3 separate regions of the Homo sapiens genome follow, and all the other regions are linked to region 3. A link is an interaction called in ENCODE POLR2A ChIA-PET data of the cell type or tissue named here. Cell type or tissue: PC-3. All regions are shown on one strand. Each heading gives the region's core, and the rest is flanking DNA. Links, peaks and the distances in the headings are about the cores only. Region 1 holds the start of LOC124902409 (a long non-coding RNA gene). Region 2 overlaps CUL2 (cullin 2). Region 3 overlaps PARD3 (par-3 family cell polarity regulator).

Region 1 (10,919 bases), core at 2,523-7,522, 330 kb before region 3:
CTGCTTGAGCCACATAAAATGCCACTTCACAGCTCTTCCCTTTGAAGCCTGATCCAGTATGCATTTGGAGCTAATTACTGCAGTTGACACAACTCCATCTAAAAGCGTCATGAAAGATTCTGTAATCACTGATAAGAAAATGATCTTGCAAATTATTGCTGTGTCCTCCTTTATTGCCTCTTTACCTTAACAGTACAGTTTACAATAATGTAAATTTTTTTCTAATCTTTCAACTTTAACCCTAGAAATTGTAGATGTTTTAGCAGTGGTTATGTGATATTGGCACAACATAACTATATAATTTGCTCAATATTGTGGTGCATACCTGTAATCCCAGCTGCTCAGGAGTCTGAGGCATGAGAATCACATGAACCCAGGAGATGGAGGTTGCGGTGAGCTGAGAGCGAGTCACTGAACTCCAGCCAGGACGACAGAGTGAAACCCTGTCTCAAAAAAAAAAAAAAAAAAGTATTTGCACTCACTGATAAAATGAATTGAAAACAAGTTCAGTGACTTAATGTCTTGTTGGGTCTTTTTTCTTTTCTTCTGTAAAACAGGAAATGGAGCAGACTAGAAGTGCAGTTGATGAGGACCGGAAAATGTATCTCCAAGCTGCTATAGTTCGTATCATGAAAGCACGAAAAGTGCTTCGGCACAATGCCCTTATTCAAGAGGTAAAAGGAGGGCAGTCCTCAGGGCTTCTTAGGGTAGAGGGCATTGTCATTGTACAGATTCAGTCTCTTTCTTCTTAAAGAGGATACAGAAATAACCTGATCCTCAGATAGCATAAAGAAATGTTTCATACTTAATCAGAATCGTACTCACTCACAATTTCAGTATTAAATTCAGATTTGCAGGCTGGGCACAGTGGCTCATGCCTGTAATCCTTTTTGTTGTTGTTGTTGAGACAGAGTCTTGCTCTGTCGCCCAGGCTGGAGTACAGTGGCGTGATCTTGGCTCACTGCAACCTCTGCCTCCCAGGTTCAAGTGAGTCTCCTGCCTCAGCCTCCCGAGTAGTTGGGAATACAGGCGTGCACCACCATACTTGGCTAATTTTTGTATTTTTCGTAGAGACAGGGTTTCACCATGTTGGCCAGGCTGGTCTCGAACTCCTGACCTCAGGTGATCCACCTGCCTCGGCCTCCAAAAGTGCTGGGGTTACAGGTGTGAGCCACCATGCCCAGTGGACACCTGTAATCTGAATGTCTTGTTAGGCCAAGACAGGAGGATCACTTGAGTCCAGGAGTTTCAGACCAGCCTGGGCAACACAGGGAGACCCCATCTCACCTAAAAAAAAAAAAAAAAAAAAATTAAAAAATTAAAAAATTAGCCAGTTGTGGCGGCACACTTGTAGTACCAACTACTTGGGAGGCTGAGGCGGGAGGATTGCTTGAGCCCAGGGATTGAGCCTGTGTGACACAGTGAGATGCTATCTCAAATGATAATAATAAATTCATATTTGCTTTGGCTTTATTTTAGAGGTCTAAAACTTGCTGATTCATTGAGTCTTCTGTCCAGTTATTGAAGGAAATTGACCCATCAGATATTCATTCATTCCATAACTATCTGAGCCTACCATGTGATAGACAGCTGGGCTGGTCCCTGGGATATAGCACAGAGCAGCTGAAGATATGGCAGGCTTTTTTGGAGTTCACAGTTTAATGGGGGAAGAAATACACTATTGAAATGATATGCAAATAAATGTAAAATTACATTAGCATGCACTGAAGGAAACGTATACAGTACTATGAGAATGTATTTAAATATCCTGGCCTAGGGGCTGCTGGGGAAAACTTTCTTGAGAAAGTGTTTGAACTAAGAGCTGAGAGTTGAGTTAAATAGAAGCTTGGGGTTGTGTGTGAGTACTTAGGTTAATTAGTTTATTGTTTCACTTAATTATGTATCATTATTAGATTTTGCTGTATCCATTTTCCACATTGTAGTTCCTATTTTCATACTTAATTTGGCCCATTTGTTGAAACCTCAGTACATTTGAGGCACTTTAAACTGATTGGTTAAAAGTCATTACTTAATAGCTGAAGAACTGGCAGTAGTTTGACTTCCACATCTCTTCCACAGGTGATTAGCCAGTCAAGAGCTAGGTTTAATCCCAGTATCAGCATGATTAAGAAGTGTATTGAAGTTCTGATAGACAAACAATACATAGAACGCAGCCAGGCGTCGGCAGATGAATACAGCTACGTCGCGTGATGTCGCTCTCCTCCAGCGTGGTGTGAGAAGATCATTGCCATCACCATTTGGTGTGTTCCTGTGGGAAAAAGCAGGACTGTGCCTCCATAATTTGGTCATTTGGCAGCCCCTGTTTTCTGCTGTTTACAACATCACCAGTGCCACGTCATGAGCGTCAAAGAAAATGCCTAGAGATATTTCAAGCTCATGTCATTATGACATTTCTTAAAACTTTATTAAAAGAATGAGTGAAGTATTGCTGAAAAGTGGAAATTCGGTTGGGTACCATGCTTTTTCTCCCCTTCACGTTTGCAGTTGATGTGTCTTTTTTTTTTTTTTTAATGTATCTTAAAGGACATAAAATTTAAAAACTTAAATATTGTAATATGACAGATAACCTAATAATTGTATCTACATTAAAATGACAAACATGATACTGCTGCTTGTCAAATAAAAAAAAAATAAAGAAATAGAATGCCTTTTTTATGTGGATGGAGTATCAGGTTGACCACAAAATATATTGACTCAAAGCAGCTAATGCATCTTTAGTTGCGTTTTTATCTGAATGGTTTAATTCACTTGTACTCCTATTTAAATCCTACATGAAAAATGTCTAGATTATTGTTCTTGACTGCATAGGACTGCATTCAGCATAAAGAATGCTTTATTTTTATGGATTAGATATATTGGATCTAAACATTTTGAATCTTGAAGATGTAATTCCATCAGCAGTTTCTGGTGGTGTGCTACTCCACAGACATCGCAGAGTGTGAGCAGGATGCTTGGTGACCTCAAGTCTGGCACAGAGAGAGCTTTTCATTCAAAAGTTGTCTTTCTTCGGTTGCATAATCCATTAATTCTAGCATAGACTAGTACCCTAGCTCTGTGGCCTTCCCTGAGTCTTAGGAAATCTATGATACCAACATATTCCTTCTATATGCCTCCCCTACCTGTTACCCTTACAACCCTCCTCCAACAGTTTAGATACTAGAGTCACTCTCATCAATCACAGATGTGCTTAGCAATGCATAACCTAAATACTTTTTTAAAAAAGAAAATTGTACATTGTACTGGGTGCCACATATATAAATCCCATTATTTTGTTTATTTTATATATATATATATATATAATATATATATATATATATCTCAACAGCAGTGTTAAGAGTACTGCGATCTATTATCATATTTATTGTCTATCCACACCATCACCACCACCACCACACCCCTCCTCCCTCAACATACAATTTTTCTTTATTTTAAAAAAAATAAGAGACGGGGTTTCGCCATGTTTCCCAGGCTAGTCTGGAACTTCTGGCCTCAAGCAATCCTATCTCTGTCTCCCAAAGTGCTGGGATTACAAGCATGAGCCACTGCATCCATCCAACACAAAATTTTTAAAATCGGAATATTTTAAAGCAAATCACACAAATTATTTCACTTATAATACTTCAGTAAGGCCTTTAAAAAATCCACAGTGATATTATTACTCCTAACAAAAACAATAATTACTTAGTATCATCTAATATGTGGTTCATATTTAAATTTGTTGTTTTGAGATGGGTCTTACAATTGGTTTATTCAATTGCATTTTTTCTAACTCGTGTCTCAAGTGTTTTAAAAATCTACTGAACTTATAATGACTTATATAATGTATTTCTCATTTTACCTTTCTTCCAAAAGAGGAAATAATGGCAAACCATATAATATTGTACATTCACTGTCAAAAAGCAAACCCTTGTTTTGATAACTTGTTGATTGATAAAAGTTTTCCAAATTGATTCCTTTTTTTCTTAAATATTTATAAATGTTAAATTAAGTCTTATCCTGGTATCTAATTGTCAAGAAAATATACTGAAAAATGGACAAAATACTTGTGCGGAGGTCTACAGAGATGGCTTACAAGAGTTTTCTTCACATCCTTTCTCCATTTTATCTGAAAGGAAACATCTCTCGCATGAGGAAGAGAGGCCAAATCTGTTCAACCAAGGCACCATTCAGAAAGGGAGCAATGTTTGGAATTCATTGCAGCGCACACCTTCCCCTGCAGAGAGTGCTGGGAAGAGTTGCAGTCTTGTCAAGTTAGGTCAGGAGATTGAAGTCATCACTGCAGAAGCTGTAGCACACAGCCCAGAGCTCTGACCTGGCCGCCCTGCTGTGCAGTAACTAGTGCGAGTGGGCAAAACAGCTCAGAGCTATGAAAAGGAAAAAGGAGCAAGGAGAGGAGGATTTTCTATGCTTCACTGCAGAAAACACAAGTAAGCAAAACCCTCAGAAGTTTTTTAGAAGTCATTAATACTAAGGTAGTTTACGTATGTGAGTCAGTGATGCATTTTATAGCCAGCCAGCATGAGGCCTTGTCCACATGCCAGTCCTTTCCCTTTGAAAGCAAATATTTAATTGCTACTGAAGGTGCAGACTTATTTTAAGGTTTAGTCCAATATTTTATGACCATTTGCTTTAATATAAACAAGCACTCTGGGGGTTGTGTGTTTGTTTTGTTGTTTTAAGACAGGGTCTCGCTCTGTCACCCAGGCTGGAGTGCAGTGGTGCAATCACGGCGCACTGCAACCTCGACCTGCCAGGCTCAAGTGATCCTCCCACCTCAGCCTCCCAAGTAGCTGGGACCACAGGCACATGCCATCACACTCGGCTAATCTTTGTATTTTTTGTAGAGACGAGGTTTTGCCATGTTGCCCAGGCTGGTCTCAAACTCCTGAGCTCAAGCAATCCACCTGCCTCGGCCTCCCAAAGTGCTGGGATTAGAGGTGTGAGCCACTATGCTTTATTTTCTTTATAACTTACTATCTTTTTAGGATTTTGTAACCTATGTACGCTACCATGCTATCCCATGTCTGTTCACTTTTTTAAAAAACCTTTTTGAGTATAAATGATGACAGGTGCTTCCACCTATGTTATTTTGTTTAATCTTCAGGTAATCCTGTTTGATAGGCAATGCTTCTCTTTTTCATAGGTGAGGAAACTAAATGAGACTTTTCCAGGAGTTACTGTTGTAAACTGCAGAACCTGAATTTAAATGCCAGTCAAATCCATGGATGTTATAAGTATGGCCTCTCTGTATAGGTATATAGCCTCTAAAATAAGTAGAAATAACTTCATTTCATACATAAAGAATAGTTTTTCCTGACCTTTTAGAATAACAATTTGTTTCTAGTTAAATAATGTATGATAAACACATCATATTTTTCTTAAGATACTTAAGATGATGTAAACACGGTTAAGGAATTTGTCTTGGCACATAGCTGATTCATGACAAAGCGTATTTGTGAATTTAGTGTTTTACATTCACATGTACTATTACAGAACATTTATTTCACAGTGTATATATACTTAAAAGTTGTTATCAGTTAATTTTGTTGAGCTATGTACTAGAAAAGGATAATTATTCACCTCTTGATTTTTGGTTCCAAGAATAAATTCTTGGTCGAGCAAGGTCAAAGTCAAGATGCGAACTTTAAAAATACTAGTCCTTGGCTGGGCACGGTGGCTCACGCCTGTAATCCCAGCACTTTGGGAGGCTGAGGTGGGTGGATCACCTGAGGTCAGGAGTTCAAGACCTGCCTGACCAACATGGAGAAACCCTGTCTCTACTAAAAATACAAAAAATTAGCCAGCCATGGTGGCATGCGCCTGTAGTCCCAGCTACTTGGGAGGCTGAGGCAGGAGAATTGCTTGAACCCAGGAGGCATAGGTTGCAGTGAGCCAAGATCGAGCCATTGCACTCCAGCCTGGGCGACAAGAGCAAAACTCGGTCTCAAAAAAATAAATAAATAAAAATACTAGTCCTAAGGTCTGTTGCAGATGGGCGATAGCGAAATGAGTGGAAATTAATATGGAGAGACCCACTAGTAGAAGATTGCTGTGTTCTTGAAGCGTATCAAGGCCAAAGCAATTAAATTAGGCAATCCTTTGAAATATATGGCCCCATAGGCTAGAATTCATTAAAGGTAGGATTTACTGATGGGGAAGAATGATAATTTTCATAAGGAATGGCTGTGCTACCTATGAAATTGTAAGAGATTTTTTTTTCTTCCACTGGCCCCTATCCACAACCCAGGAAATTCCTCTTCGTTTTATCATCTAGCAAACAGGTACTGGTGCCAGGGCATTACGCTGGGTACAAGATATGCGGTGATGAGCAGAAAAGATGCTGTCTGTGCTCACATGGAGCTTCCGGTCTTTAACAATCAGTCAGAACTGTGTCATTCCAGATGTGGTAAGTGCTTGTGAAGGAAATCGTGACTACTCAGGAGGATTTCATAAGAGAGGTTAACGGGTGGAGAATGAAGGTGGGAGAGCACATTCTTAACGGAAGTGACAGCAAAGATCCTAAGATAAGAGGCAGCCAGAACTGGGAAATCGAAAAGACCAGTGTGGCTGAATTATGTGCATTGTAAGCAAAGAGTGATTTGGTTATATTTACATTTTTAAAAGATGATGGTAATGTTTTCACAACTTGGCTAGTCAGTGTGTGAATGTTCATTTTGTTAACATGCTTTATGGTGTGCATATTTATATATTATTTTGCTTTGGCGTTTGTGAACTATGTCATAATATTTGTAATTTTTTTTTTGAAAGAGTCTTGCTTTGTTGCCCAGGCTGGAGTGCAGTGGCACGATCTCAGCTCACTGCAGTCTTCGCCTCCCAGGTTCAGGTGACCCTCCTGCCTCAGCCCACCTAGTAGCTGGGATTACGGGCACGCATCACCATGCCCGGCTAATTTTCGTATTTTTAATAGAGACGGGGTTTCACCATGTTGGCCAGGCTGGTCTCGAACTCCTGACCTCAGGTGATCCACTCGCCTCAGCCTCCCAAAGTGCTGGGATTACAAGGTGTGAGACACCGCACCCAGCCAATATTTGTAAATTTTAAGGGAAAATGCATCGGAAGAAATTAGGCGGTAATTTTTTTGGAGACAGAGTCTCGCTCTGTTGCCCAGGATGGAGTGCAGTGGTGCCATCTCGGCTCACTGCAAACTCCGCCTCCCAGGTTCAAGCAATTCTCATGCCTCAGCCTCCCAAGTAGCTGGGATTACAGGTGCATGACCACGGTCGGCTAACTTTTGTATTTTTAGTAGAGTCGGGGTTTCATCATATTGACCAGGCGGGTCTCGAACTCCTGACCTCAAGCAATCTGCCTGCCTCAGCCTCCCAAAGTGCTGGGATTACAGGCGTGAGCCACCGTGCCCGGCTCAGGAGTGATCCTAATGACAGTGACTACTTCTAGAGGGATAAAGTGGATGAACCGGAGTGACTTATGGATTGTGACAGGGTGAGTGGGGGAACAGATGAGTCAATGATGGCAACCTAGATTTTTGGCTTTCACAACTAATGCCATTTAGTGAGTTAGGGGGATCCTAGAAGCCCGAAAGGAGAAGGAAGTTAGTAGGCTTGGTTTTAGACAGTGTGTACTTGATGTGCTTTTGAGATGTCCAAGTGCAGCAGGTGGTTGGTCGTAAAGGCTGAAAGTTCACTGTGCACATGTTCCCATCCTGATTCTTAGAAACCAATCTGTAGAAGCTGTTTGAACTATTCTCCTTTCTCTTACCCTAGCCCATGAGTCAACACTTTCCAGGTTCATCGTGACTAGAGAATACCAAACATTTACTACCACATGAATATGTTGCAGACATGTTAAGTCATAAAAGCAGGAATGAAGAGGAATGAGATTTTTCCTTTAGTTATTTATATATTAATACATTCTAGGATTTGCCTTCCTGTGTTTCAGTGAGTGGTCTTGTCACCCCCGCTTTGAGGTGAGGACACATTTACAGAAGCGGGGTCATTGTGCCCAAAGTGAACCTGCCAGAGTCTCACTCTGTCACCAGGCTGGAGTGCAGTGACGCGATCTCGGCTCACTGCAACCTCCACCTCCAGGTTCAGGTGATCCTCCTGCCTCAGCCTCTCGAGTAGCTGGGACTACAGGCATGTACCACCACGCCCAGATAATTTTTTTGTATTTTTCGTAGAGAGGCCAGGATGGTCTTGATCTCTTAACCTCGTGATCCACCTGCCTTGGCCTCCCAAAGTGCTAGGATTACAGGCGTGAGCCACTGTGCCCGGCCAGTTCTTTCTTATATTCATAAATCTTTGCCCACTACTGCTTTTGCACTGCACTCCTGGCAAGCTTAAAAGGAATCATCAGCAAAGGAAGAGATCTTTGGGAACTAACTTGTGGAAAAGAATTTGAATAACAAAGGGCGGTATTAGATGTTTTGTTATTGTTTTCTTTTTCTCCATTGTTAGTAACTTGCTATTTACAGTTCTAGTAATTGAAGAATTGTAGACTGTGTTGAAGTTTGCAGCCTCGGGTAAGGAATAAACTTAGTGGATTGCTGTTTTTATACTTGGATGGCCAGGCTGATATTTTCCTTGGAGGAACTTTGGTGTTGCAGAAAAAAGATGAAAATTTTCTGTGACTTTCATAAGCAGCCCTGTTCAGGTATCAACTAGCTTATGGGGCTGTCCCTAGCTCAGTACTCAGTCCTATGCAGAGAGCCTCAGCATTCTTAAGTGGATAGTTTTCAGGTTGTTTGTCTTCTAGGGGAAAAAACAGATATGATAAGCTCAGATCTACTTTTAGCAGAAACAAAGCTGGTCTAGTGGCCGGGCGCAGTGGCTCACACCTATAATCTCAGCACTTTAGGAGGCTGAGGTGGGCAGATCATTTGAGGTCAGGAGTTCGAGACCAGCCTGGCCAACGTGGTGAAACCCAGTCTCTACTAAAAATACAAAAATTAGCTGGGCGTGGCACACACTTGTAGTCCCAGCTAGTTGGGAGGCCGAGGCATGAGAATCACTTCAATCCAGTAGGCAGAGGCTGCAGTGAGCTGAGATCCTGCCACTGTGCTCCAGCCAGGATGACAGAGCCATCTTAAATCACGCACACACACACACACACACACACACACACACACACACACACACACACACAAAAGAACGCTGGTCTAGTTTTGGCCTGAGGAGGTCAGTGATGCGGGAGAAGTATGGTGATGTTAAAGGAAACTCGCCAAATGCAAATCAATGCAGTGCTACAAAGTAGATATCTGAGACACCTTGTTTAAATTGTACATTTTATTGTTTTTGTTTTTTGAAACGGAGTCTCACTCTGTCGTCCGGGCTGGGGTACAGTGGCGCAGTCTCAGCTCGCTACTGCCTCCACCTCCTGGGTTCAAGCAATTCTCTTGCCTCAGCCTCCAAGTAGCTGGGATTGCAGACGTGTGCTACCACGCCCAGCTAATTTTTTTTTTTTTTTAGATGAAGTTTCACTCTTGTTGCCCAGGCTGGAGTGCAATGGCGTGATCTTGGCTCACTGCAACCTCCACCTCCCAGATTCAAGCGATTCTCCTGCCTTAGCCTCCCGAGTAGCTGGGATTACAGGCATGCACCACCACGCCCGGCTAATTTTGTATTTTTAGTAGAGACAGGGTTTCTCCATGTTGGTCAAGCTGGTCTCGAACTCCCGACCTCAGGTGATCCACCTGCCTCAGCCTCCCAAAGTGTTGGGATTACAGGCTGAGCCACCACACCCGTCCTAGATTGTATATTTTAAAATAATCGTCTCTTAACTGTTGACAGCCAAGAAAGATGAGGACCTGCAGCCACTTGGTAAATTGGAAATACATCCTGTCAGCACTCAGGAAGGTGCATGTGCCTTCACTTGTAAATTACTTACTTGGCTTTGGTTTGGGCCGCCATCTCCACTGCTCCGTAAAGCAGGGAAGAGAGCTACTCAAATTAAGGAAGAGGCTTCCATAGCCAGCCACCACTACTTTTCTGAACTATTTCTGGCATTTGGCCTCCAAGTCTAAATGGAGTGAGCCACTTTGCATTTCTTGGGCGGTTGCACCCTTAGTGGGGGTCAACCTTAGCTCTCCAAAAGTCAGATCAGGCTCACTGCTGACGCAGTAATTAAAATCCAATCTAATTAGATCTGAAAGTTCTGACAGCAATTGGAAGTCCTTGCAGCAACCAATGTGGGATTCTTTAGGAAGCAGAGATGAAGGGAAGGGTCAGAAAGCCAGCTCATTTTGATCCCTGCTAGACCATCAAACCCACCAGGGACTATCTATAAAAGGGCAAGTATGTGGCCAACCGAGGAATCTCCTGGGATGCAGCAGAACACAGTATTATAGTGCTATGGTTTCCAAAAAATACACTTGAAAAATACAAGTGTAATGTGAAGTGCAATGTGAACTCAAAATTAGGGTATTTGCAGTGGGTGTGAATGTTCATTTTTATGAAAATCATCTAATACCCTGTGTATTCGAGTTTTCCAGAGAAACAGAACCCACAGGAGATATAAATATATATATATATACACACACACACATATGCATAAATAAATACACACACACATGCACACACACAGTTGTCTCTCAGTATACATGGGGGATTGCTTCCAGGACCCCTCACAGATACAAAAATCCACAGATGCTCAAGTCCCTTATACAAAATGATGTAGTATTTGCATAGAACCTATGCACATTTTTCTGTATGCTTTAAATCATCTCTAGATTACTTATAACCTCTAACACCAGGTAAAGGCTATGTAAGTAGTTGTTATACTGTGTCACTTAGGAAATTATAAGAAAAAAGTCTGTACATGTTCAGTATAGATGCAACTATTCTTTTCTTTCTTTTTTTCAAATGTTTTTTTATCTGTGGTTGGTTGAATCCATGAATGTGGAACCCATGAATACAGAGGGC
Region 2 (10,919 bases), core at 3,351-8,350, 360 kb before region 3:
GGACTACAGACGCGCACCACCACACCCGGCTATTTTTTTTTTTTTTTAGTGGAGACGGGGTTTCACCGTTTTAGCCAGGATGGTCTCTATCTCCTGACCTCGTGATCCACCCGCCTCGGCCTTCCAAAGTGCTGGGATTACAGGCGTGAGCCACTGCGCCTGGCCCAGAAATCTTTAACCAAATTATTTTTTATTGTAATCTAATGTGTTCACTCACAGAATTGAGGAACTATCATAGAGAATTAAGCAAATATGGAGGTTGAGGTAGGGTTTCTGATGTGAGCCACATCTTTCTTTTACAGTGAATAGAATTCCTGATATTTAAAATTGTTTTCTAGGTGGGAATGTCAGTTAAAGGAAATGAAGAAATTAGTAATTTAGTCAGCATATTATAGAGCTGCTTGTTAGAGCCATCTATCATTTTGTTCTTCTTTATTACCTGGAAAATTTTATCAAGATATGCTTCTTCTCACCTACTGTTTAGTTACCCAATGGTAGAGTTCATATAGGAAAAGCAAAATAACTGTTTGTTTCTTTCCTTTTTAATAACCCAGTTTTTTGTTTTTGTTTTGTTTTGTTTTGTTTTGTTTTGTTTTGTTTTGAGACAGAGTCTCACTCTGTTGCCCAGGCTAGAATGCCGTGGCACGATCTTGGCTCACTGTAACCTCCTCCTCCCAGGTTCAAGCCAATTTTCCTACCTCAGCCTCCTGAGCAGCTGGGATTATAGACATGCGCCACCATGCCCAGCTAATTTTTGTATTTTTAGTAGAGACTGGATTTCACCATGTTGGCCAGGCTGCTCTCTAACTCCCGACCTCAGATGATCTGCCCACCTCAGCCTCCTAAAGTGCTGGGATTACCAGTGTGAGCCACTGCGCCTGGCCAATAACCCAGTTTTTAAGATAATGAGTTGGTTTGCTGTCATCCTTAGGTGACCAGTTAGCTTTTTAAACTTTACCAGGATGAACTCAGACTTAAACTAGAGAGGCCTACCTCACTTTATTAAACTCTTCTCCTAGTGGCGTATATTAGGTTCCTTCCAGTTTTTCCACTAACACCACTCTTGTTTCTGTTGTACACATATGTAGATGTTTGCTTGGGGTCATAGGGTGTGTATACTTAGAGTTTTGCCAGTATGTCCTCCACAGTATCTGTTCTTCCACCATAAGCAGAACATGAGAAAATAGGTAACAGTTCAGATCAGTATCTCACCAGATTGAATGTGGGCTTATGTGAGGTCACGCATGTGACCCAAGCCAAGGAAATGAGCTCACATGTGTGACCTTATTATATGAACTAGTCAGTGATATCAAGATATCAAGATTCTCTATGACTGACAGAATTACTGTAGCCATATTAATTCATGTCCAAAAAATAGTTCTCAGAATATCCAAATAATTAAAGGAAGAATCAAAGAGGACTAGAGGGGTTCAGAGGCAGGGAAGGACTCTAGTATGTAAAGGTAATTGCCTGGATGCTTTTCCTTGATGCTTTTCTTCAATGATAGAAAATTCTTACATCCTATATATAGAGCAACAAGCTCTTACTAGGGAATGATGATAATAAGTTTTCTGTTGCTCTCTTTGTGACATTATTAATGCAAAGAAGAAATTATTTTAAAGTAGGTTGGAAGAGTGTGTAGTGAGGTAAACCATAATGGTTTGATTTGAGCATTGGTACTAGAGTCACAAAATCCCAATTTAGAGCTAGATTATTTTACTGTGGCTTTAAGCAAACTTTTTTTCTATTTTATTTTTATTTTTATTTTTTAATTTTTGAGACAGGGTCTTGCTCTGTCACCCAGGCTGGAGTGCAGTGGTGCAATCGTGGCTCACTGTAGCCTCGACTCCTCCTGGGCTCAAACGATCCTCCCACCTCAGCCTCCAGAGTAGCTGGGACCACAAGCATGTGCCACCATGCACAGCTAAGTTGTTTTTTTTTTTTTTTTGTATGGGGTCTTGCTATGTTGCCCAGGCTAGTCTCAAACTCAGGACTCAAGGGATCATCCCACCTCAGCCTCCAGAGTAGCTGGGACCACAGGTGTGTGCCACCATGCATGGCTAATTTTTTTTTTGAATGAGGTCTCGCTCTATTGCCCAGGCAGCTCACAAATTCAGCACTCAGGGATCCTCCCACCTTGGCCTCCCAAAGTGTTGGGATTACAGGCACGAGCCACGGTGCCTGGTTCTATTTCATATTCCTTTTATTAGAAAAGCTAACATTTCACCTACATGTCTTAATATGATTAAGACTTTGTAGTTTGTAGTGAGTGAAAATCAAGCATTCTTAACCGCCAGTATTAAAGTTTTGAATTGATGGGCTCGTATCTACTTTGTTAAAATTAAAGAAGTGTTATCTTATTACTGACATAGTATCTTGAACTTTACAATCAGTTTTCTTTTTATTTCTTGAAATGACATCTAATGTATACATTAACTATCATGAATATTAACTCAGCTGTGATATAAAAAAAATCATTGTTAAGATTCATGCATGTACCTTTTTATAGTTCTTTACACTTTGATTAGACCAATAGAATAAGGAGCCATATTTTGGCATATTTTGGGTATATTTCCATAGATAATTTGTATTCTCAAGAATATTTTGTGTTATACCTTGTTTTAGTGATCGTGGTGGAGAAGACCCAAACCAGAAAGTAATCCATGGGGTTATTAACTCCTTTGTTCATGTTGAACAGTATAAGAAAAAATTCCCCTTAAAGGTAAACAGCCTCCTTTAAAAACAAATAATCAGACTGTTAATTTCTTAAACTGCTTGTTCTAATTTCTTCTAATATGATGTAATTGATTTATTCAGTTTTATCAGGAAATTTTTGAGTCTCCCTTTCTGACTGAAACAGGAGAGTATTACAAACAAGAAGCTTCAAATTTATTACAAGAATCAAACTGCTCACAGTATATGGAAAAGGTAAGAAATAAAACATATCGAATACATTTATCTATTTTGTATCTGGCCTGGTTTTATTTAACATCGTTCTTAGTTTTCTTGTTTTGTTTCTTGGTGGAAAAATATTCTGTTTATTTAATCTATTTAATCATTAACTCTGAGTTACAGTTATTATATAATATCGATTGATAAGTCATTGCTCTTTACAATACCCTTCCAGTTTTCATCATAATTGATGCTTTTTGATAAATCCTGACTGCTTGGTTTACTTGTCCTTGAAATTAATATATATGCACATTCTTGGCAGAATAATCAGTTTATACTGGATTTCATGCTTAGTGGTTAGTTTAGAGAATAGGATAAGTGCAGAAGCTCTGTGTTGAGGTTTTTTTCTTCCTTTAAAATGAGAGGAAAAATATGAGGAAAATATAGTAATTCTAGACATTTGGATGAGTCACTCTTTTGGTCTGTTAAGTTCTTGAAAGGCTGAGAGACAACCCCACGTGAGGTGTTTTTTTTTTTTTTTTTTTTTTTTGGAGATGTGGTCTTGCTCTGGTGCCCAGACTAGAGTGCAGTGGCTTGATCATGGCTCCCAGGCTCAAGTGGTCCTCCTGTCTCAGCCTACGAAGTAGCTGGGACTACAGGCACACACCACCACGCCCAGCAACTTTTAAAATTTGTTATAGAGATGGGGTCTTGCTGTGTTGCCCAGGCTGGTCTCAGAACTCCTCAACTTGAGCAGTCCTCCTGCCTCAGCCTCCCAAAGCGCTGGGATTTTAGATGTGAGCCATTGCACCCAGCCAAGAAATTTTAATTGATCACTAAACCAGTACATATTGGTTATCATATGTTAAATCCCATGTTTATTTTCTCAGTAGTAGAAGAAAAAAGTGTTCATACAAATTAAACCACCATATGTAAGATATATTAGAACTTCTAGCCAGGTTTTTAAATCTGCAGTGTTGGATTTCAAGCATTTTATTTTGGGATGGTTTGTGTTAGTTTATGTAGCCAAGAAAGGTCGAGTAGTTTAAGTGGGTGAGCTGTCATCCTACATCCCTAGGCCACAAGTCACAAAGCATCCGTGCTTACCGATACACTGTTGTGTCATCCACAAAGCCCAGATCTAGAGGTCTTAGTTGTTTGATTATCTTCCTGCTTTTCTTACTAGTTAGCTCTGTCCCCTGAGCAAATTATCTGGAACTTTTCCCCCATCAATTAAGTTCAGGTTACACTAGATCAGTGGTTCTAAGCTCTTAGCCCTTATTGCACCTTAGACTTTTGTTGAAGCCTCTAGATCCAGCCCCAAGAATCACACACAGATTATCTGTGATACATGCACTTTGCTCTGTCTGGCTGTCAAAAATATGCCACTGGCAAGTGGTGGCAGTAGCCCAGATGTCTGTTAGAAGTTGAAAGAATAAGCAAAATGTGATACATATGTGCATTGGAATATTATTCATCGTGTGTAGTGAAAAACTCTCTCAAACCATGTTTTTCCTCTACTCTCACACCACAGCAACAATCATCAGCACAGAAGGCTTCTGTAAACAAAGGTGTGGCTCTCTTCTCCCACACACCAAGCAGCAGACACCAGCTAGGTGTCCTCCAGTTCAACTCTAACACCATCTACTTGAGATAGTGGCTAATCCCACAGTTTGGGGACTGAGTCTCCAAGACTGCCCTGCACACCCCCAGACACCAGTCACAAGTCTGGGCCTCCGGACTACTGACCGACTGGCTTTCAAGTTGAAGTCCTACAGTACACTGTTTGGGTTCCATTAATTTGCTAGAGCAGCTCACAGAACTTAGGGAAACACTCACTTAATGTTTACTAGTTCATTAAGAAGGATATTTTAGAGGATACAAATAAACAACCACTTGAGGAGACACATAAGGGAAGGTCTGAAATCACCATGAGTGCAGGAGCTTCTATCCCTGTGGAACCCAGTCTTCTTGGATTTTTGTGGAAGCTTCATGATGTCAGTAGTCTTTCCCCCAGCGTACAGGGTGGGGCTTTCTCTGGGGAGGGTCTTATGACCCACAGTCAGAAAGGTAGGGCAAGATTAGAGTCCTGCCTTGAGGCAGGTGAAAGGAGAGTAGGAGAGAAATTCTGTTTCCTGAGACCTAACACACTCAACATTATAACTAAAGACTGTAACTAGGGCTAAGGGAGTTATGAACCAGGAACCACAGATGAAAACCAATGTACTTACATATCACAACACCACACAGTCTTTAAAAAGAATTGAAGTTATACATGATACAACATGGATGAACCATGAAAATGTTATGCTAAGTGGAAAAAGACAGACACAAAAGGGCAAATATTCTGTGGTTCAATTTATAGGAAATATCTAGAACAGACAAATTCAAAAGGACAGAAGATAGATTAGAGGTTATCAGGGGAGGAGGATGTGAGGAGTTGTTACTTAATGGTTATAAAGTTTCTGATGGGGTAATGAAAAATATTTGGAAGTAGACAATGGGGGTGATTACACAACATAGTGAGCGTTATTTAATGCCACTGAATTGCCCACATAAAAATGGCTAATGTAAATTTTATTATCTATGTTTTTACCACAATTTAAAAACATTGATAATGTAATATACCAAAACCATTGAATTGCACACTTTAAATGGGTGAATTATTTAATATGTAAATTACATCTCAAGGTGTTAAAAGGGAAGGAGGGACATTGGAATAAATTATGTTTGGAAAAGAATGTTTATTAGAAAAGCTTATTTCAGGCTGGGCACGGTGGCTCAGACCTGTAATTGCAGCACTTTGGGAGGCTGAGGCGGGCAGATTACGCAAGTCCAGGAGTTCAGGACAAGCCTGGGCAACGTGGCAAAACCCCATCTCTACAAAAAATTAAAAAACTAGCCACACATGGTGGTGTAGTCGTCTGGTCATAGCTCTTGGGACGCTGAGGTGGGAAGATCACTTGAGCCTGAGAGGCGGAAGTTGCAGTGAGCCGAGATTGCACCACTGCCCTCCTGCCTGGGCCAGAGAGCGAGATCCTGTCTGACAAAAGAAAGAAAAAGAAAAGCTCATTTCAGGAAATAATGTTGGACCATATTAGCTTCAAGGGCAAAACCCTGGGCTTTGCTCTCCATTTAGTTAATTGGGGAATGAGTCAGTACAGCCTTCCTGCCTCCTTGCTGCGTTCCTCTTATAGCTTTGGCCTTTCTTTCCCCCAGGGGTTTTACAGCTGTTTGAAGCCCTGCACTGGGGCAGTCCAACCTTCTCTACATTTCTCTTGATATGCGCCTCTCTCTCCCAAGTTATCATTGTTTTATTTTTTCCTTCTTCCATCCTCCTTCACCTCTCTCAGACCCACTGTAATTCCTGTTGCATTAACTTGGCAAGCAGATTAAAGTCACTATAGTATGCTCTGAATGACTAATAGACTTAATCCTTTTTGTTATAAAAATAGCCCTTAAAGGATTTATTGTTAATCAAAGTGCCTTTCTTAGCTGATGTAATATGTGGTGAACACTTTTGTCCTCTAGACCAGGGGTCCCTGACCCTCAGGCTGAGGACCAGTACTGACCTGTGGCCTGTTAGGAACTGGGGAGGACCAGTACTGACCTGTGGCCTGTTAGGAGGAACCGGGCTGCACAGCAGGGAGTGAGCAGCCACTGTGTGAGCATTACCTACTGCCTGAGCTCCGCCTCCTGTCACATCAGCAGCAGCATTAGATTCTCATAGATTCTCACAGAGCGCAAACTCCATTGTGAACTCTGCATGCAAGGGGTCTAGGATGTGCGCTCTTTAGAAGAATCTAATGCCTGAGGATCTGAGGTGGAATACTTCACCTGGAAGCCACCTGCCCCCACCAATGCCGCCCGCACTCCGTCTGTGGAAAAATTGTCTTCCACAAAAGCAGAGCCTGGTGCCTAAAAGGTTAGGGACTGCTGCTCTAGACCCCTTCTTGCCCGACCTGAGTCTGTGACTTTGCCCTGAACTCCTGGCTTCAAAGGGTCGCACAATAGGAAAGACAGGACTGTGGGAACCTACTGTCTGGAGCCTCATTTTTATTGAAAATTTCTGATCCGCTTTCCAGGAATGATTTTCACTCCTTGTGCCCAGGCCAACTCAGCAGCACTCTCCAAAGTGCCAGGTGTATGTAGTTCCCCGGGAACACTTAATTTCAGAAACTCTAATTACACAGCTTTATGTTCCAGAGTGTTTCCAAGCCGGTGCATTTGTCTGTGTATATGTTGTTGTTTTGTCTTGAGACAGAAATTAGTCAAATTCTTTGGTTATTTTCCTTATGGGCTAGTTCTTGTTGATATTAACCAGTGTTATTTGTAGCTCAGCGCTTTATGTAGGATAAACTTTAATAAAAGTCTTGATTGACATACTTGACTATGACTAAATTATATTTACTTTCAAATTTTTTATTTTTTATTTATATTTATTTTTTGAGACAGAGCCTCGCTCTTATTGCCTAGGCTAGAGTGCAGTGGCGTGATGTCGGCTCACTGCAACCTCCTCCTCCTGGGTTCAAGCAGTTCTTCTGCCTCAGCCTCCCGAGTAGCTGGTGCTACAGGCACCTGCCACCACACCTGGCTAATTTTTTGTATTTTTGTAGAGACGGGGTTTCACCATGTTGGCCAGGCTGGTCTCAAACTCCTGACCTCATGTGATCCACCCACCTCGGCCTCCCAAAGTGCTGGGATTGCAGGCATGAGCCACCTTGCCTGGCCTTATTTTTATTTTTTTGAGACAGTGTCTCACTCTGTCACACAGGCTGGAGTGCAGTGGTGCGATCTTGGCTCGTTACAACCCCCACCTCCCGGGATGAAGTGATTCTCTTGCCCTGGCCTCCCAAGGAGCTGGGATTACAGGCATGCCCGGCTAATTTTTATATTTTTAGTAGAGACAGGGTTTCGCCATATTGGCCATGCTGGTCTCAAACTCCTGACCTCAGATGATCCACCTGCCTTGGCCTCCCAAAGTACTGGGATTACAGGTGTGAGCCACCATGTCCAGCCCCTACTTTCAAAAATTTTAATTAAATCTTTAATATGGTAGTTAACTATCATGCACATACAGTTCCATTTACAAGAAGAGAAACCAACGTAAAATAATTAGATTCATCTACTTGATTTCAATATAATTTATTTTTTAGTTTGATAGTTATTCATAACAGAGATCACCTGTTCTGAATTTAATCATCTGTACCCACTTTTCCTGTTACATGTTATGTTGTCCATGTAATAGGATGAATGGTGTAGGTAAATGAAGACAAAATGCAGACTATTTAACTTTAGTTCTTGCTTATAAGACTGGTGGAATGTAGATGACAGCTAGTAGCTTAAATAAAAATTTGAAATGATTTATAGAATGTGGGTTTAAATTGCTTATGTAACCCTTATTACCTTTGCCATGTTTAATTCAGCCATTAAAATTTGGCTGAGTTACTTGCTGATATTACAGATTTTTCCTCATAGTAAAACTTTGTGTTCATGACTGTAAGAAAATATTTTTATAGGTTCTAGGTAGATTAAAAGATGAAGAAATTCGATGTCGAAAATACCTACATCCAAGTTCATATACTAAGGTGATTCATGAATGTCAACAACGAATGGTAGCAGACCACTTACAGTTTTTACATGCAGAATGTCATAATATAATTCGACAAGAGAAAAAAAATGGTAAGTGACACCAAACATGAGTAGAAATTAAATTATAAATCCACCTTTTATATCATCCTCTAGTCACCCTTGATTTAATGCCTATTTTAGTAATAGTCTTTAAAATATTTTAAATAACCTTTTACAGATTATTAATACTTTATTTTGAAAGACTATTTTAGGAAAGTGTTTTCAGAGTGTTCTAAAATCAGAAGAAAAAGTGGGAAATTGTGTTTATACATTTTTATATATTACAAGAGCTAATTTCCTTAATGCATTTAGAATTCCTGATAAACAGTAGGAATAAAGGCAAAGACTATAAAAAGGAAATACAAATATTATGTAATAAATGTAATAATTTATATAATATAAAAAATCAGCTATATCTGATTTTTTTTTTTTTTTTTTTTTTTTTGAGACAGAGTCTCACTCTGTCGCCCAGGCTGGAGTGCAGCGGCGTGCTCTTGGCTCGCTGCAACCTCCGCCTCCCAGATTCAAGTGATTCTCCTGCCTCAGACTCCTGAGTAGCTGGGATTACAGGCGCTCATCACCACACCTGGCTAATTTTTTTGTACTTTTAGTAGAGACAGGGTTTCACCATGTTGGTCAGGCTGGTCTCGGACTCCTGACCTTGTGGTCCGCCCGCCTCAGCCTCCCAAAGTGCTGGGATTACAGGCGTGAGCCACTGCGCCCGGCCTCTCTGATTTTTAAAAAAACAAAAAACATGCATTACTTTTATAGGCAGGAAAGATAATAAATATGTATATTTTATTTAATTAATTAATTTTTTTGAGATGGAGTCTCGCTCCGTCGCCCAGGCTGGAGTGCAATGGCATGATCTTGGCTCATTGCAACCCCTGCCTCCCAGGTTCAAGCAATTCTGCCTCAGCCTCCCAAGTAGCTGGGATTGCAGGTGTGTGCCATCACATCCAGCTAATTTTTGTATTTTTAGTAGAGACGGGGTGTCACCATGTTGGCCTCCTGGTCTTGAGCTCCTGACCTCAGATAATCTGCTTGCCCCGGCCTCCCGAAGTGCTGGGATTACAGGTGTGAGTCACCGCGCCCGGCCATTAATCAGGCTTTTTGTTTTTGTTTTTTGAGACGGAGTCCCGCTCTGTGGCCCAGGCTATAATGCAGTGGCGCGATCTCTGTTCACTATAACCTCTGCCTCCTGGGTTCAAGCGATTCTCCTGCCTCAGCCTCCTGAGTAGCTGGGACTACAGGCATCCGCCCCCACACCTGGCTAATTTTTGTATTTTTAGTAGAGACGAGGTTTCACTATGTTGGCCGGCTGGTCTCGAACTCCTGAGCTCGTGATCCACCTGCCTTGGCCTCCCAAAGTGCTGGGATTATAGACACGAGCCACCACCCTTGGCCCCGTGTTTTTTACAGCAACATTAATTTCATAGATCCAGGGCAATGTAGTCAAAACCCAATAATTTCATTTTAATTCCGAAAGTCACTGTCTTGAAGAGTATGATGGAAAGACTTTAATGACCAGCAAGACTTATTGTAAAACCTATAGTAATTAAGACAGTGAGGCATTGGTACAAGGACAGACAGATATCCTAATAAAATAAGAGATCCTAGAAACAACCCAAGCATATGTGGCCACTTGATGTAAGACCAAGGTGGCGCTGCAGAGCGGCAGGTAAAAGATGGTCTTTTCAACACGCATTGCTCAGTCAATTGGATATCCATTTCAGAAGAAAATGAAATTTGATCACTACCTCAAGATACCATATACAAAATCAATTCACTATTGAGTTTTTTCTCTAAATGTACAAGGTAAAAAAATAACACTTCTAGAAGATAATATAGAAGAATATCTTCATAACCTTGAGACAGGGAAAGATATTTTAAATAGGACACAAAAAGCCCTAACCACAAAGGAACGATTGATCCAGTGAACTACATTAAAATGAAAAACTTTGGATTATTAAAAGGCCATTAAGAGGGAGGAAGATTGCTTGAGCTCAGGAGTACAAGACCAGCCTGGGCAACATGACAGTATCCCATCTCTGCAAAAAAATACAAGCATTAGCCAGGCGGGGTGGTGTGCACCTGTGGTCCCATCTACTTGGGAGGCTGAGGTGGGAGGATCACTTGAATCTGGGAGGTGGTGGTTGCAGTGAGCCGAGATCCTGCCACTGCACTCCAGCCTGGGTGACAGAGTAAGACCCTGTCTCAAAAAAAGCCATTAAAACCACTGGATCATCAGAAGACAGTTATAGGGTAATGTACCTGCAATACTAAAGATTTATATCCAAAATATAAAATGCTCAAAAAACAGGCACTGCAGAATAGAAGATACCCAGATGGCCAATAAACATAGAAAGAAGTGTGAAGTAGCAGGAACTTGTTGA
Region 3 (10,919 bases), core at 2,447-7,446:
TTTGTTAACATTTCACAGAGCTACAAGCTGTAAAAATAAGACATATTAAATGAGGGAGGGCTTCACATACTACATTTGTAACAATTGTAGTTCACACTTAAGGAATTCAAGTAAATTATGTGTTAGTGAAAAGCAGTGATACCTGAAATAACTAAGGTGTTCTTATTTCAAGTAAGTAGTATTTTAGTTATTACTAAACATGTGAAATTAATTTGAGTTCAGTGTTTTACATGCAAAAATGGGATGAGTTGCAGGGTGGGGATCCCAGAAATGTGTTTAATTTCCATTAGGATGTGGCATCATATGATTACTACCTCGAATTTTAAAATGATTGCAGAAAGGCCGGGCATGGTGGCTCACCTCTGTAATCCCAGCAGTTTGGGAGGCTGAGGCAGGTGGATCATTTGAGGTCAGGAGGTCAAGACCAGCCTGGCCAACATGGTGAAACCCTGCTTCTACTAAAAATACAAAAATTAGCCAGGTTTGGTCATGCGCGCCTGTCGTCCCAGTTACTTGAGAGGCTGAGGCATGAGAATCGTGTAGGGCCAGGAGGCGGAGGTTGTAGTGAGCCGAGATTGCCCCACTGCACTCCAGCCTGGGCGACAAAGTGAGACTCCGTCTCCAAAAAAAAAAAAAAGATTGCGGGAATCACGTGCATTAAGTTGTTAACTCCCTTAGAATGTTTAAGCCACCGGTTTACTCTGAGTTTTTTCCTTTGTGCACATGTGGCTTAATTTCCGTAAGTAAACATGAATTATGATATCTGCCTAGGGTGTTACATGGTGACCAGCGTACTGTTTTTTGCTGATCAGGTAGGTGAGTTGTTGAATTCCTTGCCTTCCTTCAGGTGAAGTGGATGTAGCCCAGGAGAACATGCTTTTAATGCAGGCATCTTAATCTTTCCATCTTGGGGAAATATACATTTTAAAGAAGCAGTGTTTTCTGAAGGCATACCTTATCATAAATCCTACTTACAGAAAACAGTATAATGAAAAACTTATGAAATGTGTTTTCTGTTGTCTTAATCAAAAGGAATAATTTAGTTATTCATAAATACATACCCTACTGTCTTCTGATGAATACTTGAGATTAAGATTAAATGGAATAAATTAAAACCTAGTTTCAATATTGAATCAAAGCTAAGTGGCCTCCCTCTCCCTCTCAAAGGTTAATAAGTTTTTCAAACCAGAGTGCGTGAATAATTTAAAAGATAGCATATGGAATAATTTCCTTTGCAAGAAAATCAGACTAATATTTTTAGGTAATTCAGTTTACTAAGCACCTAGTTTGTACCAGGCATTGGGCTTAGTGCTACTATACTCTGTGTGTGTGTGTGTGTGTGTGTGTGTGTGTGTATGTGTGTGTATATATATACATGTATATATATGTGTGTGTGTATATATGTGTGTGTGTGTGTGTGTGTGTGTGTGTGTGTGTGTGTGTGTGTGTGTGTGTATGTATCATCAAGCCAAAGTCTTATAGACATGTAACTGAAAGACCAGCAGGTGTTAAGTGATCAGGTTTACATTTGAGAAATATCCCCCTGGTGGCTGTGTGAAGAATGAATGAGGAGGCAGCATGGAAGGCAGAGGCCAGTCAGCAGGTTTTCTGGAACCAGGATTCGAATGCAGGCAGTGTGTGGCTCCTGCCAGTTTTGTGGAAGGAGGTTGAAATTGATGGCGATTGGGCTGGGTGGAGATGGTGGGGCATTCACCAAGGTAGGGACTGCTGCGAGGTTGCCAGACTAGGGATGGGAGATTACATTCAGTGTTGTCTTCTGTGAGTTTGAGTGTCTTGGAGCTGTTAGTTCGGCAGCTGGATATTTGGGACTAACCGTAGATAAATCTGTGAATCCAATATAAATCTGTGAAAAGTCAGTTTAAAACAATGTACCAAATATAATCTAACTTTAGTGCAATAATTATATACATTAGAAAAAGTTTGAGGGGTAGACCAAAAAGTGTCAGTACTGGTCATCTCTGAGGACAGTGTGTGTGGTTCACTGTTTTGTTTTCGTTTTCACTGTCCACTCCATATTCTACTTCTGCTTAATTCCAGTAGGAAAGAAGCATTAGGTTTAGTTATAAATATAGCTTAGAATAGAAACATCTTTTTTTGGACTTTAGTATGAATTGGCATAGGAACTGAATGATTTAAAGATTTTGATAACCTGGAAATGAAATAACTTGTATAAATTGACTTCATTAACTAGATGACTTTATTCATTTCCTCCTAAGTGAGCTTATTTTAGAGTGTAAAGAAGCAAATATTTAAATTTGCTGCCAAGCAGAGCAGCAAATGGCTAATTAATTCAGAAAGATGACTTCCCAACATTTAAGTGTTTTGTGGGTACTGGTTTGGCCACAGTTCATCAATTTGTGGGAGCACAGGGCCCAGATATGGTACAGGTAGAGCAGTGAGGTGTTAGTGAAAGGGAGTTCGGAGGGGGCCAGGCCTCCTGCATGAAAAGTGAGGGTCCTCACGAGCAGTAGGAGCTTTGGGGTCAGCCTGCACAGGATGGGCTGGGCCTCAGTCCTTCTAGCGAAAGCCCTCAAGACTTTGCTTATCTGGGGCCACCCAGTGAGTCAGGGGACAGAGGTTCTCACTCTTTCTGTTACACCAATCCCAGGCTGGGGCTTAATAACTTGGTGTGCCGCGCTGTGCTTTTCTGTTGCTTTGGAAGTGCCTGGCATCTCGTATGGTGGGCTGTGGAGCCACACTGCCTGCATTTGAATCCCGGCTTCACGCTGTCTTTACTTGACTTCTCTTACCTCATTTTTCCCATCTGTAAATGGGGTATAATCATAGTAACTATCTTACGAGTTTTTTGTTTGTTTGTTTTAAATTTCAGATTCAGGAGATACATGTGTAGTTATATTACATAGGTATATTGGGTGATGATGGGATTTGAGCCTCGGTGAACTCATCACCTAAACTGTGAGTGTAGTACCCGGTAAATAGTTTTGCAAGCCTTGCTTCTCTCCCCGCCTCCCACTTTTGGAGTCGCCAGTGTCCATCGTTTCCATCTTTATGACCATGTGTGCCCATTGTTTAGCTTCCACTTATGAATGAGAATACGTGGTGTTCACCTTTCTGTGTCAGTTATTTCACTTAGGGTGTTGGCTTCCAGTTCCATCTATGTGGCTGCAAAGGACATGATTTCATTATGAGGTTAAGTTTAAGATTAAGCCTTAGAATTCACATTAAGGTTTTGTGCTCGGCAAGAATAAGGTCCCAGGAAATGTTAATTGTGGTTGCCGTTGTCGGCCACCATCACCACCACCACCACCATTGTCAAATTAGGCTCTTCATTCTTTTAATAACTGCTTCTGAGGTTTTATTTTGTTTTGTTTTGTTTTTCTTCGAGACAGGCCCTTGCTCTGTCACCGAGGCTGGAGTGCAGTGATGCAATCTCTGCAACCTCTGTCTCCTGGGCTCCCACCTCAGCCGCCTGAGTAGCTTGGACTGCAGATGTGCATCACCATGCCTGGCTTTTTGTTTGTTTGCTTATTTAAGATGGGTCTTGGTCTGTCACCCAGGCTGGAGTGCAGTGACGTGATCCTAGCTCAGTGCAGCCTCCAACACCCGGGCTCAAATGAGCCTCCTGCCTCAGCCTCCCAAAAGTGCTTAGATTACAGGTGTGAGTCACTGCACCTGGCCTGAGGATTTAAAAACAAGCGAGCAAACAAACCAGGCTATCCTAGATATTTGTGTTATGAAATGAGTTTCTGTAGGTAATCAGTTTCACTTATTTTTTTATTTCTATGAATTTATAGAGAGCATGGTATATACTTGGCACCCAGAGATAGTTGTAAGAAATACATTGTTTATTTTCTGTGTGTTAGAATTTGAGGATTCTCAATACATTATTAAGGCAACCTCCACCTCCCGGGTTCAAGCAGTTCTTCTGCCCCAGCCTCCTGAGTAGCTGGGATTACAGGCGTGCACTACCACGCAAGAATTCTGAAGTTCCTTGCGTCTGAATGTGTGCTATACTGCTTGACTTAATTTCTTACAAAAGATTGTCAAGAGATACTTCTTTTCAAGGGCACAGTCGAATGATGACCGTCCACTATCAGGCATTTTGTTATCAGCACTTGTGGGTAGTGTCAACAGGGATCTCTTGGCTGCTGGGAACTTGAGGTTGAGATGACACTGCAGTTGCATTTCTGTAACAGCATCCTTTTCTTTCATCTAGCCCTCACATATTTATTGAGCATCTGTTCCATTCTAGGCAGGACTTGAGAGATTGAAGTAAATAGAGAACACTTGTCCTTAGGGATCTGTTGTAAAATGGGGAGATGAAAATGTTGGCGGGGTGCTGGTAGCTCATGCCTATAATCTCAGCACTTTGGGAGGCCAAAGTGGGAGGTCTGCTTGAGCCCAGGAGTTTGAGGGCAGCCTGGGCAACATAGTGAGACCTTGTCTTACTTAAAAAAAAAAAAAAAAAAAAAAAAAAAAAAAATATATATATATATATATATATATATATATATATATATAAAATACATACGTAAAATACATATATAAAATATAAAAATCTAATTATATACATGTATATTATATATAACATGTATAATACTATATATTTGATATATATTATATATAATAAAGGAAAATGCTAGCAAAATGTTTGCAGCTACAACAGTGGTGTTCCATGTTCTATAAGGTATGTAAAGTTTTGTATCCTTTTTTTCTTAGTGTAGCTGCATTCCACATACTTTTAAAGCAAGAAAAGTCCCATATGTAGGTGGGAATATTCAGGCTGGATAAATTAGGAGGTGTGTTCAGGTCAGCCTCCAGATGGGCTAGTTCTAACTTTCTCTCCCTCCCCAAAGAGGCAGTCTTGAATATTCTTTCTACCTTTAGTTAACACAACTAATTACTTCTCAAACTGTCGCTGTGAAGGACTAGATTTGCTTTTTTTTTCCCTCCAACCTGTGGCAGAACAATACTTTTAAAATACAATGCAAATAAATTACTGGGATAAAGTGGCTTGTGTTTTATGGGCCTTTATTTTAGCTATTATTAGAGTTAACAGATATAAAATTACTCAGTCAAGTTGCTGTGTTCTCAAAAGCTTACTCTATTTCTGTACTTCATGGAGACTGGGACCACACTTTGAGTAATATTGCATCGTATAACACTGTTAAATACAGCTGTCCTTAAATTTTCTGTGTTTATATTATTCACCAGCTGTATATTTCTGGTGTAGGCTGTTTGGTTATGTAGCTTCTTTTTTTTTTTTTATTATACTTTAAGTTTTAGGGTACATGTGCACATTGTGCAGGTTAGTTACATATGTATACATGTGCCATGCTGGTGTGCTGCACCCACTAACTCGTGATCTAGCATTAGGTATATCTCCCAATGCTATCCCTCCCCCCTCCCCCCACCCCACCACAGTCCCCAGAGTGTGATATTCCCCTTCCTGTGTCCATGTGATCTCATTGTTCAATTCCCACCTATGAGTGAGAATATGTGGTGTTTGGTTTTTTGCTCTTGCGATAGTTTACTGAGAATGATGATTTCCAATTGGTTATGTAGCTTCTTTAATGATTGGTATGTGTTTTAAAAAATAATTCCATGCCTCTTGTTACCTTGAACGTTTTCTTTCTTTATCTTTCCCCCTCCCGCTTCTCATTCCCCTTCCCCTCCCCTCATTTTTTTTTTTTTAGACGGAGTCTTACTCCATCACTCAGGCTGCAGTGCAGTGGTGTGATATTGGTTCACTGCAACCTCCACCTCCTGGGTTCAAGTGATCTCCTGCCTCATCCTCCAGAGTAGCTAGGATTACAGGCTCCCACCACCATACCTGGCTAATTTTTTTATTTTTTAGTAGAGATGGGGTTTCACCATGTGTTCCAGGCTGGTCTCGAACTCCTGACCTCAAGTGATCAGCCCGCCTCGGCCTCCCAAAGTGCTGGGATTACAGGCATGAGCTGCCACACTGGCCTGAATGTACTGTATCTTTCAATCCTTGGGTTAGGCTTGTAGGTGTCCTAAAGCATTGGGTTTTGTGGGGCTCTAGTGTTAATAGTATTATAAGTATAATTGTATTGCAGGTATTCATAGTATTCAGTACTTTCTCTAGAGACCTATTTCTCCATTTTCTCATGTTTTATTTTCTTTAAAATTTTTATTTTTATTTTTATATATTTAGATAGTACAAGTGCAGGTTCTTACATGCTCATATTGGGTAGTGGTGGAGTCTGGGCTTTTAGTGCATCCATCACCTAAATAGTGAACATTGTACACAGAAGGTAATTTTCTGTCCTCACACCTTGCACCCTCCCACCTCTTGGAGTCTCCAGTGTCTGTTATTCTGCTCTGTGTGTCTGTATGTACCCACTGTTTGGCTTCCACTTGTAAGTGAAACATGCGGTGTCTGATTTGGTGATTTCACATAGGATAATGGCCTCCAGTTCCATCCCTGTTCCTGCACAGACGACTTGTCTTATTTTCGTGACCTGTTCTCGAGCTCAACTTCAGTTCAGTGAGACCTGAGATAAAATGAAGGAAAGATGTTCCTGTTGCCTTTTGAAAGGGTATAAAAACACCCTCCCTCCTCTTTCTGTGACATGGGAGGTGGCGTTCCAGACTCCTAATTCGTAATGCTTGTGACTATTTTGTTTTGTGTTTCTCTGAGTAAAATATGTGTATTTGAGCATCCGATCACTCCATTTCTCATTCACTGGAAGAAGAGAGTTTTCAAAGAGCTTAACAAAATAGTCACACTCCGAGGGCTCCTGGTTTGAAGTAGGAGTGGTGATTTGATCCTATCCTATAGCCCTCTGTCTATTTTGGCAAGGAATGCGTTGAGAGACTTCTTTGAACCTGATGTGTGCTCTCACACCCTGCTGACTCCAGGGTGTTTTGCTACACCCTGTTTTACTCTTGACAAACTACCTCCGGCCTGTTTGACTGGTGCAGTTTTAATTTGGTGCAGTTGAGGCGTAGCTGGTTTCCCTGGTGAACCTGGAGTCCACACTGCCGGATGCCGTCTGTGCCGTCCATTGAGGGGTTACTTAGGTGGTGGAATGTGTTCCCCTATTTTCCACCTGCTTTCCATTTTTTACCCTTTACTTGAGGTTTTGCCCTTTCCTTGAGGACTGAGCAAAACAGGTTGTTTATTTACATTTTGGGTGGACTGTTTATTTGGGGATCATTTTATTCTGTTGTTAGTCTTGAAGTCTGTGCTGTTGAGGATTTTGTCTTCCTAATGGGTTGAGATGGCAGACAGAGCGAAGGGGAAACCTGCAAAGAGGTATTACTCTTTTTCTGGGACCTCTCGGAAGGATTCGGTGAAGGCGTTAAGGTTTTCAAGGTCATTGAACCTCAAGAGAGCCACTTCAGAAGTCAGCAAAAGGCAGGTTGGTACAGAAACTTCCTTAAAACACCCCTTTAATTTTTATTTTCTTGGTGGGCGGGGGGAATTGAAAGTCATGCTTACTCTTTGTGTTTACTCCTTAATATTATTTTGAAAAAGTTTCCTGATTAATTTTTGAACATTTTTGTTTTCAAAATCATACTGATATTTTCTGTGCTATCAATTCATTTGTGAATGCTTATTATTTATTAGTGTTTATGTTTATTCACTTATTGCAAGGGTTTAAATTACTGTATGCTGCAATACTAACAAGTTGTGATATTAGCAGATCCTTATTACTCGTATGGAATCTCTTACTAAAACATGTTTTTAATGGAGACCCTGATGTTACCCAAACATCTCACTAAAAAGGATTAGTTGATTTTTATGTATAACAAAATAATGGAATAAAAGCAAATTAGTGTTTCTCCAATTTCACAGTTCTGTACATTGTTCAGAATTAAAAATATTTTTTTCTGAAAAATACTTTGGGCCAGGCACAGTGGTATATGCTTGTAATCCCAGCACTTTGAATGGCCAAAGGAGGTGGATCACTTGAACCTAGAAGTTTGAGACCAGCCTGGGCAACATGGTGAAACCCCGTCTCTACAAAAAATACAAAAATAGCCAGGCATGGTGGTGCACACCTATAGGCCCAGCCACTCTGGAGGCCGAGGTGGGAGAATCACCTGAGCCTGGGGAGGTTGAGGCTGCAGTGAGCCGAGATTGCACCACTGCATTCCAGCCTTGGTGACTGAGTGAGACCCTGTCTCAATAAATAAATAAATTAAATAAATAAATAAATAAATTAAAAAAACATTTTTTAAAAAGAATTCTTTGAAGCTACTGGATATATGACTGTAAGTTTAGGCTATACAATCAATATATAGTGGATCTTTTAACAGTGTTATAAAGATTCCTTTTCTTAATGTTGATATTTTTGGAGCTAGTTTGTAATTACCAAACAGCAATAACAGATAAAAAGTAAAGATTACCCTGCACATAAAATGTGCTTTTTTTATTTTTACTTTTGGATGAGTGCCATGGGTTATGTGTGCCCTCCGGTGGTCTTTCATTAGAACGGTGATTTTCGAGCTGTGAAACCATTGAGAGTTAGTCATGGTATCTGTGTCCCCCTGCCCGGAGAAGAGTGGTGCCTTGCAGCATTACAGATAGGTGCTTCAGAACTGTTTCCCTCTTCATACAAATTCAGCTCAAATGTGTGATACTGATTCTGGCCAGTTTATGAATGATGTGTGTTTTGGGAATATCTCTTAATGGTTTATAGAATGGACACTTAATATGTCATCAATTCTACACTTATTTTGGTCCTCATATGTCTGCTAAATCTTGCAGTTTTAGTTTCTTTTCTTTTTTTTTTTTTTGAGACAGAGTCTAGATCTGTTGCCCAGGCTGGAGTGCAGTGGCATGATCACAGCTCTTGGTAGTCTCAATCTCCTGGGCTGAAGCAGTCCTCCCACCTCAGCCTCTCAAGTAGCTGAGACCACAGGCATGTGCTACTACACCCTGTTAATTTTATTTTTTTGTAGATGTGGGGGTCTCACTATGTTGCCCAGGCTGGTTGCAAACTCATGGCCTCAAGCAGTCCTCCTGCCTCAGCCTCCCAAAGTTCTGGGATTATAGGTGTGAGTCACTGTGCCTGGCCAGTTTAATCATCTTTCTTATATTTTCCTTATTGGACAACACTGAAATACTGAAAATAAATCAAGTCCAAGACATTCCAAATCTCTATTTTATATGTAACATACTTCCTTCCGCAGAAACTGCCACCATATTGGATGTTTGTTGGTAAAGAATTTTCAGCAAACCTGATTTTCTTCGATGTGATATTTTCTTCAAATTAATGTAATTTGAGTAAAGACACAGAATAAAACCTGTTTTTAAGACATTAAACTTTCTGTGTAGACTATGCAGAAAGTAATACCAGAAATGAATGAGGAAATTCAGAGACTGCCTAAAAGTATTGTTGCTGATTCTGTTGGCAGAATCTTTTCTCTTCCCTTTCGAAAAATCATAGTTTAAAACTGCTTGAACCTGAGGGTGGTGGCCTAAGTGTTGGTATTTGCCAGTTGAGAATTTAAGAATGAGTGCCTTGTATTGTCATTAAGAATTCCATAATATTGTTTATAGAAGTAGGGTGTTGACCTAGAGATCTCTGCCAAAACCTAATTTGTCTAATTAAATTCCGCCGAGCATTTCTAACTTCCTTCCCTAAACGACTTCTAATTGCGTGTCGTTCCAGTGGTAGTGATGATAATGATGATGTTCTGCCCTTGTAAACATGCCTTTAAATTATTAAGTTCTAAGCTGGCAGGTAAAATGGAATTACTTTTCATCTTAAAGATGAGATGTGGCCTTTTGGGGGATGTGTGTGGATGGGGACATTGCGGGTAGACGAAGAATCAGGTAGACTTCTTGTACAAAATTCCTGGATCATTTGTTTATTGTGGGAAGGAGCACTGCTAAGAAAGACAGACTTTTTCCCCCTCAAGCAGGAACCATCCTCTCTTCAGAGCGTTTTGTTTCCCTGCTAGGAGCCAGGATGTGACATTTAAGCAGCCATATAAATTTCAGTTTTGTGCATCACTTTGAGGTAAGGTTTCCGTAGAAAACATAAGTTTTAAAATTGTTTTGTGTGCGCTTCTTTGGGGAGGGAGATGTAGTTGGAATAAGAGTATAATACCTCTGAGATTTGTCAAGAGAATTGAGACCATGCTTTTTCCCTGCTGCTGTTGAGTTATGGAGGCGGAGGCTTGGGTGCGTTCAAGATGGGGCATCACTCGTTACCTGTGGCCTGCCTTGGTGGCTGAGGAGGGCATTGCTGCTGGCGGTGTGATGGTTGTTAACACTGCTTTACAAGCGGTGCTGAAGACCACTCTCGTCCATGATGGCCCAGCACATGAGATTCGCGGAGCCGCCAGAGCCTTAGACAAGTACCAAGCCCATCTTTGTGTGCCTGTATCCAACTGTGATGAGCGCGTGTGTGTGTGTGTGAAGTTGGTGGAGGCCCATGTGCTGAACACCAGATTAGCCTAATTAAGGTTGATGAAAACAAGAAACTAGGGAATGGGTGGGCCTCTGTAATACTGACAGAGGGAAGACCCTGTAGAAAGGTTGGTTGAAGTTGTGTAATAGTTAAGGACTATGGAAGTTATAAGGAATCTCAGGCCAAGGATGTCATTGAAGAGCACTTTAAATGCAAGAAATGAACTAATAAAACTTTGGTTCACATTCCTCAAAAAAAAAAAAAAAGTTGGGGTATTGTATTAAATGGAATAAAAAAGAGAAGCTGAAATATCATATTGGGGAGTTTTCTGAGCTCACTGGGTGAGAGGTTCAGTTTATAGCATAGATGATTGAAATTTCTGCCTCAGCAAAAGCAGAACATGGTTTTTGAAGTAAATGGTTGAAATTCATGCATCCAGATGTCTGTATGACTGGGTTCATGGACTTCAATCATCTTCTTTGACACCTAGGTTATTATTATCTATATATCTGAATCTGTATACTGACTTCTAGGTTTTGATTA

The links. ChIA-PET counts read pairs that join two places held together with the same protein. Peaks named below come from ENCODE experiments on the same cell type or tissue, not always from the same donor. Only the 100,000 strongest peaks of a DNase experiment are listed, where the experiment ranks them.
Region 1: POLR2A ChIA-PET joins it to region 3 with 5 read pairs; 2 of 35 experiments call an interaction of 5 or more read pairs at or near these places.
Region 2: POLR2A ChIA-PET joins it to region 3 with 5 read pairs; 2 of 35 experiments call an interaction of 5 or more read pairs at or near these places.

What each region holds. Positions count from the first base shown.
Region 1 is chr10:35,001,603-35,012,521 of GRCh38, reverse strand. It overlaps CUL2 (cullin 2), which reads left to right. Exons shown (of 21, transcript NM_003591.4): 20 at 558-674; 21 at 2,080-3,971. The coding sequence ends at 2,211. LOC124902409 (a long non-coding RNA gene) reads left to right here and starts at 5,924. Exons shown (of 2, transcript XR_007062110.1): 1 at 5,924-7,482. In PC-3, for the core only: a CTCF peak has its summit at 4,252; DNase peaks (open chromatin) are centred at 4,421, 5,441, 6,401 and 7,501; H3K4me3 peaks cover 439 bases; H3K27ac peaks cover 4,105 bases.
Region 2 is chr10:35,036,575-35,047,493 of GRCh38, reverse strand. It overlaps CUL2 (cullin 2), which reads left to right. Exons shown (of 21, transcript NM_003591.4): 7 at 2,626-2,722; 8 at 2,818-2,928; 9 at 8,412-8,574. Among named protein-coding and RNA genes, the nearest start is that of MIR3611, 38 kb to the left of the region's middle. In PC-3, for the core only: no CTCF peak of the experiment used is centred there; DNase peaks (open chromatin) are centred at 4,453 and 6,153; H3K27ac peaks cover 3,640 bases.
Region 3 is chr10:34,675,315-34,686,233 of GRCh38, reverse strand. The region is part of intron 2 of PARD3 (par-3 family cell polarity regulator); the gene reads left to right. It also overlaps the pseudogene RPS12P16. Among named protein-coding and RNA genes, the nearest start is that of PARD3, 130 kb to the left of the region's middle. In PC-3, for the core only: no CTCF peak of the experiment used is centred there; no DNase peak of the experiment used is centred there.